Linked DNA regions of Mus musculus: region 2 is linked to region 1. The links are chromatin loops, found by intact Hi-C in ENCODE. Cell type or tissue: heart. All regions are shown on one strand. Links, peaks and the distances in the headings refer to the core of each region. The heading gives the core; the rest is flanking DNA. Region 1 overlaps Col18a1 (collagen, type XVIII, alpha 1). Region 2 overlaps Pcbp3 (poly(rC) binding protein 3).

Region 1 (2,906 bases), core at 258-2,757:
CTGTGCCTTGCAGAGCCAAGTCTAGTCAGGGATTTGAATGCCTATCTCTAGTCTCCAAGGCTCTAGGAAACACAGAGTCCCTGTCTGCATTGGAAGCCAGACTCAGGTAGCCTGGTCCTTGAAGGTTCTGCCTATAATGACTCATTTCCTATCTCTTCAGGGGCCAAAAGGAGAGAAAGGGATGCCGGGAGAAAAGGTAAGTATCTGTTAGCCATAGCTACACAGTGGACAAAGAGTTGAGCTGTCCAGACCTCAGGGTGGGGAAATCCCATCATGCCCCAGGCCCAGGCCCAAACCACCCAGCTGCCCGTATAATATCAGAGCTAAGCAGAGACCCTTAAGTCAGCAGGGGATAGCTCTCAGCTTCTCTCTACAAACCTAGTACCTGGACTATGGGTGGGCTCTGGGGTCCTGGCGAGTAACTGAAATGTTCACCTTGCTGCCGTTCTCTTCCAGGGAAACCCAGGAAAAGATGGAGTGGGCCGGCCGGGCCTCCCTGGGCCTCCAGGACCTCCAGGGCCTGTGATCTATGTGTCAAGTGAGGATGTAAGTATACTGGAGTGCTGCAGGGCTCATCCCTCGGTCTAGGGACTGCCTAAAGATGGTCCAACTGCCTCATCAAAAGGACATGAGAGGCTCTGGCTTCCCGGGAAAAAGCTGTGTTGGCTACAGGTCCTCTCCTTGCCAAAGCGTCTAGGCCTTCTTGGCTGTAAAGGCTACCATTGCCCCTTTGTGGTGGCTGTAGCAACATATTCAAAGGGCCTCGCCCCAGAGAAAATGGGTCCCTCACAGCCCCACCACAGAACCCAGAAGCCAAGCTGCTGCCCAGGCTCACTCCTCTGCAGGGAGAAGCCTGGGTAGGAGATGCAGGGCCCAGGGGAGCTGAGAAGGTAGGGGAGAAGCTTCTCAGGGACAGAGCCAGAGCACGGTTGGGCTTGTAACTAGGCCCAAGTCCCAGCTGTAGATGTCACCTATGATCCCCGCTGGTTACTTCACCTTCTGGAGTCTCTGTTCCCTCATTTCTGACATGGGCACAATATAGTCCTGAGAGCAAGGCTGTGAGTGGTCACAAGAGAGCCTGGGCCAGGCCCTCATGCCTCCAGGAGTGAGCCAGACACCACAGAAGGTGGCGCTGCAGTGAGGGGGGCGGGGCAAGGTCAAGGGCTCTGAGATCAAAAGCTGCAGCTCTTTATTCTGGGGACATTGGCATGACAGACACAGGGGAAGGCCTCCAGTAGATGGCGCTGCCTTCCCAGGATGACCATATGCAGCAGGATCTGTATGTAACAGGACTGGAGAGCAACCCCAAGCTGGGAAGGGGGACTCCCCACAAAATGGGTCAGCTGTTAGCTGGGCACCTGCAGAGAGAACCCAGGCATATCGCTAAAAATAACAGTTTTCCTCTAACTTACACTTTGGGCTAACTTTGCTGAGCTTGGGGCTAATGTGGCACCAGGTGACTTTCAACTCAAAGGCACCTTTCTTTTCTTCCTCTCTAATTTGTATTTCCTGGTGACGTGGGGACAGAAAGCAATAGTGAGCACGCCAGGACCTGAGGTGAGTGGCATCTTACTTGTAAGTGCACAGAGGGTCGTGGCTGGGTGAGAACACCAGGGAGAACAGTGTGTCCCCAAAATTCATGGTGACCTTCTTTCCACAGGGCAAGCCAGGGTACGCAGGCTTTCCTGTAAGTAGCTTTGTTTCTGAGGTCCATGCTTGTCCAGGACACCCTGACACTGGGGCTGAGGGTGGGCTATGTTATTGTTGTACACAGGACAGCAGTGTAAGCTTGGGTGGGGACAGTCTCTATCCTTGAGGACATGATGCTATCGGGAAGATAATAAGGTCTGGAAGATGTAGCTTGGTGTCCTTGTCACCTGTAATTGTTCAGGACTCTGAAGGGTTGGCACGTGACCAGGGAGCAAACACAGGGCAAGGGATATGGGCGTTACAGGAACTAAGGAACACTGGGTCATGGATCCTCATTGCAATCTGGTCGTTACTACAGGGACCTGCTGGACCGAAGGGTGACCTGGGTTCCAAAGGCGAGCAGGGTCTTCCGGGGCCCAAGGTAAGGGGCTGGGGTGCCTTCTGCTCATTTCTCAGGCCCAGGGTGCAGCCTTATTGTTGAACTGTCCTGTCACAGGATTTTCCATGTCCAATTACATTAGTGCAGAGGAGGTCTGTGATTGGATGGGGAAAAGGGGGCGGGGCTAGGAGTTGCAGAGAGAGGGAGTGTCCCAGAGGGTAGGGAGAAGAACCAAGATGGCTTTGGACATGTATCTGTGTGGCATTTACCAGCCACAAGTAGCTATGATTTCACAAGGTTAGAAATAATTGGAATCAAGCTTTTATCAGTATCAGTTGGCTCTGAAATTATTGTACTGGCATCTTGTAAATTGTGATTTTTTTTCTTTTGTTTTTAAAGTTTTTTTTATTCATTTAATATATATGAGTATACTGTTGCTGTCTTCAGACACACCAGAAGAGGGCATCAGATCCCATTACAGATGGTTGTGAGCCACCATGTGGTTGCTGGGAATTGAACTCAGGACCTCTGGAAGAGCAGTCAGTGCTCTCAACCTCTTAATCATTGAGCCGTCTCTCCAGCCCAAATGGATACATACATCTGATTGGTTAATTAAGCTTTAAGAGTTTTGATTTACTTGGTTACTGGAATGTGGGACTGCCGGTTATAGGGGATTACAGTGGAGAGGGAACTAGTGGCTCTCGGGACAAGCGAGCCAGATGCTGCGGGGGCTAGCCTCAGAGAGTTGGCAGGTCCATTTTTTTTTAATATTTCCCGAAACACTGCACAGACCTGCTATAGGCAAGATATTCTATCTTATCTACCCAGATGACGGCCCTGGGGGCAGGCTGGGCCCTGAGGGTACTGGGATATGCCA
Region 2 (2,906 bases), core at 266-2,765, 230 kb after region 1:
TAGTTTTCCCACGAAGAGAGACTGTTCTGGATGTTGTTCACTGGTGAGGCCAAGAGGCTGACCCATGCATGCACTTTCTCACCCGTACTGACACAGCAGAGACTGCATCTGGCTCAGTGCTTCCAATGGCACCGGCACTTGGATGTTGGCTGGGTGGATGGGTGTGTCATTGACCTGTCCATCCATTTACAGTAGAAATAGCGTGGGCTTGTCAAGGGGTTAAGTTCCCTTGTCTCTGTGACTTTAAGTCCCCAACGGCAGGCTGACGCTGCGGTTCTTCCAGGGGCTATTTGTCTGGAGTGGGTGTGGTCCTCAGAGATCCTACCTGACCTTTCCTGTCCAAGACCAAGGAAGAAACCAAAGTGCGTGGTTCTGGTGCCTGGCAAGTGTCTCCACCCCAGTGTTATGATTATTTGTGGGTGGAAATGTCCAGCTGTTACATGACAGCACCATGGCCTTGTGAAGCAGCCTGGGGCAAGAGTTCCACTGGTCACATCAGTTGGGGTTCATGATCGTGTTTAGGTCCCCTGAAATGGGCGTCTAGCAGTCGCTGCAGACCAACATTGACTGCTTTCTGCTTTCTGCTTTAGGCCCCTTTAGGCAAGGACTGAGAGAATGTTCCTTACACATTGTAAGATCTTCTTCCATGGAACCCAGAATCCCTCTCAGTTCCCCTTTCAATTGTGGGCTTTGCTCAGCAAGCATCTTGGACCTACAGCCTGAACCATACATTTCCAGCAGTCATTGTCATAAATGTCTAAGCCTTGAGGGTACCACGGCCACAGGGACAACATACCCTGCTGACCCAGGCAGGGCTGACTATCAGAAAACTGTACCCACTATTCCACATTCCATTTTGCCACTTCGGTCTTTGATGCTTTGGAACCCCACCCCCACCCAAATAGCAAGACTGGGCCTTGGTGCTGCCTACAGTGAAAGTGAATGGTGTCACAGAAAGGCGTCATTGATCCGGGAAAGTGGTAACAGGCCATGGGCACTGACTGAAGTCACGCAAACACTGTGACACCTTGTTGAGATGAATTAGGCCAGCACACACTTTCTAGACTAGCCTGGAAGGAAACAGTTTCAGTTCTGTAGCGTGGTTCACTTCTGCCCTGGGAGCTAGAAATAGCTGTGGGCGATAAAGTATGGGAATGTGGGTGATTCCTGTTCACATTAGAATTATAGAGGCAGGTGCTGTGAGGGCTCAGTGCTGGGCTGTAGCCAAAGCCCAGGGCATAGTTTTGACTTTGAGGAAAGGGAGATTGCTGTGCGTGAGCAGGCCATGGTGCTCTGCTGCCACCTAGTGGCACTGATTCCACATACGCAATGACTCCTGGTATTTTTATAGTTTGCGCTTCATCAGCAAGGGTTATGAGCATGTGTTTCTGGAGTTGTTAAGTATGGAAGTCCTGCTGACCACAGCACCCAGACTACAGTAGCCAGCCTTCTTTGGGGAGGCTGGGGCTGCATCTGGGGTTAGCACCCTCACGTGCAGGGCACAGATCGGGCCTACGGCTGTGAGCTGTGTAGAGAGCCCTTAGTATATTTCATCCATCAGCTCATGGTCAGAGCTAGCATGCCTGAAGCTACATCTCTGCCGGCTTGAGTTTTTCATGTTTCTGAGGTAGAATTGCTTCTTCAGTGTGTGCTTCGTTAGTTGTGTCCCTGAACAGGCTTCCTCCTCTCTTTGCTGCGCTCTAAGCTAGACCTCGTCCCTGGAGTAAGCAAGAGGAAAGTTTGCTCAGTTAAAGTTCGTTCCTTGGATGGCTTCTGCTGGAAATCATCGTCTGTTGTAAAAGGACCAGTCATTATTCATAGCTCATAGGACGCAGCTCTTGAAATTCTCCTACCAAGGCTGGCTCACAAAGACCCTCATGGCCACATGGCCCAGGCTCATCATTGGTCCCTGGTCTCACACATGCTGGGGTCTGCAGCCCTGTGCTTGCTGCCCTTTTCTGAGTCCCCTCAGGACTCATTACTGCCAGCAGGTACCCCCATAACCACACAAGCACTTCTACTCCCTGAGCATCTCGTCCTGTTGAGACTCCCACCCAGGCATGGCTGGGAAAATCCAGAGGTAGTGGGTAAAGCCAGCTGGTTGCTGGTTCCCTTATAATGGAAGAGCCCCTCCGTGAACTGGGATGGGAAGGGCTTCATCATTAGACTGTATGGCCAAGTTGTGTTGATTCCAAATGTGCCATGCGTGGTAGGCAGATCCAAGGAATATGGCTGCCTGTGCTTATTTGGCCCCACCTTTTCTTCCAGCCTGTGGGTAGACTCTGGGGCAAGGGGACATGGGATGAGGTTGTGGATCTTCATATTCTATTCTGAGATGGAAAACATTTCGGGGTTCCTAGGGAGAAAGAAGGCCACACATATCTTTGCTCAGAGCTTGTGAGTTGTGCCTAATTTACCACCTCAGCTTCTGGCCAGCCATGACCTTCCTACCATAGCTCTCGCCCCGTGAGCCCCTTTCTCACCAGCCTGTCCACATTTCCTCCACACTTGAGATTATCTCTGGGCTTTTTGCAGTATACAGTCAAACCTGGCATGCTGAAAGCATCAGATAGTTTGCTAGACATTCATAGTAAGCAGCCAGGCCACCTGAAGCTACATGTGCGTCTTACAGTGCTTCCTCACTAAAAACCCATGTACGAAAAGAAACTCCAGAAAATTCTTGTTGCTTTGGTGCCTGCTGATGACCCTCTCTGCCAGCTCAGATGCCCTAGGCCTTTGCAGTGTGAAATTCACCCTCCTGCCTGTCCTAGAAGCTGCTCTGTTTGCCACACATAACAAAGGGGAAGCCTGCTTTAACTTTCTGCAAACTGGAAGGTGGTGGTCCAGACCCTGTTTCACCAGGTTATGGTAACTGGCAACAGCTTTAGCTCTTGCCTGCCAACCTT

The links. A loop is a pair of places that touch in the nucleus more often than their neighbours do. Peaks named below come from ENCODE experiments on the same cell type or tissue, not always from the same donor. Only the 100,000 strongest peaks of a DNase experiment are listed, where the experiment ranks them.
Region 2: it touches region 1 in a loop (6-fold over the local background); 28 of 42 quality-filtered maps call a loop at or near these places.

Annotation. Positions count from the first base shown.
Region 1 is chr10:77,068,601-77,071,506 of GRCm38, reverse strand. It overlaps Col18a1 (collagen, type XVIII, alpha 1), which reads left to right. Exons shown (of 42, transcript NM_009929.3): 21 at 161-196; 22 at 457-546; 23 at 1,528-1,557; 24 at 1,661-1,687; 25 at 2,009-2,071. Among named protein-coding and RNA genes, the nearest start is that of Slc19a1, 37 kb to the right of the region's middle. In heart, for the core only: a CTCF peak has its summit at 1,234 (motif pointing right); no DNase peak of the experiment used is centred there.
Region 2 is chr10:76,834,271-76,837,176 of GRCm38, reverse strand. The region is part of intron 2 of Pcbp3 (poly(rC) binding protein 3); the gene reads left to right. Among named protein-coding and RNA genes, the nearest start is that of Col6a1, 110 kb to the right of the region's middle. In heart, for the core only: no CTCF peak of the experiment used is centred there; a DNase peak (open chromatin) is centred at 1,316.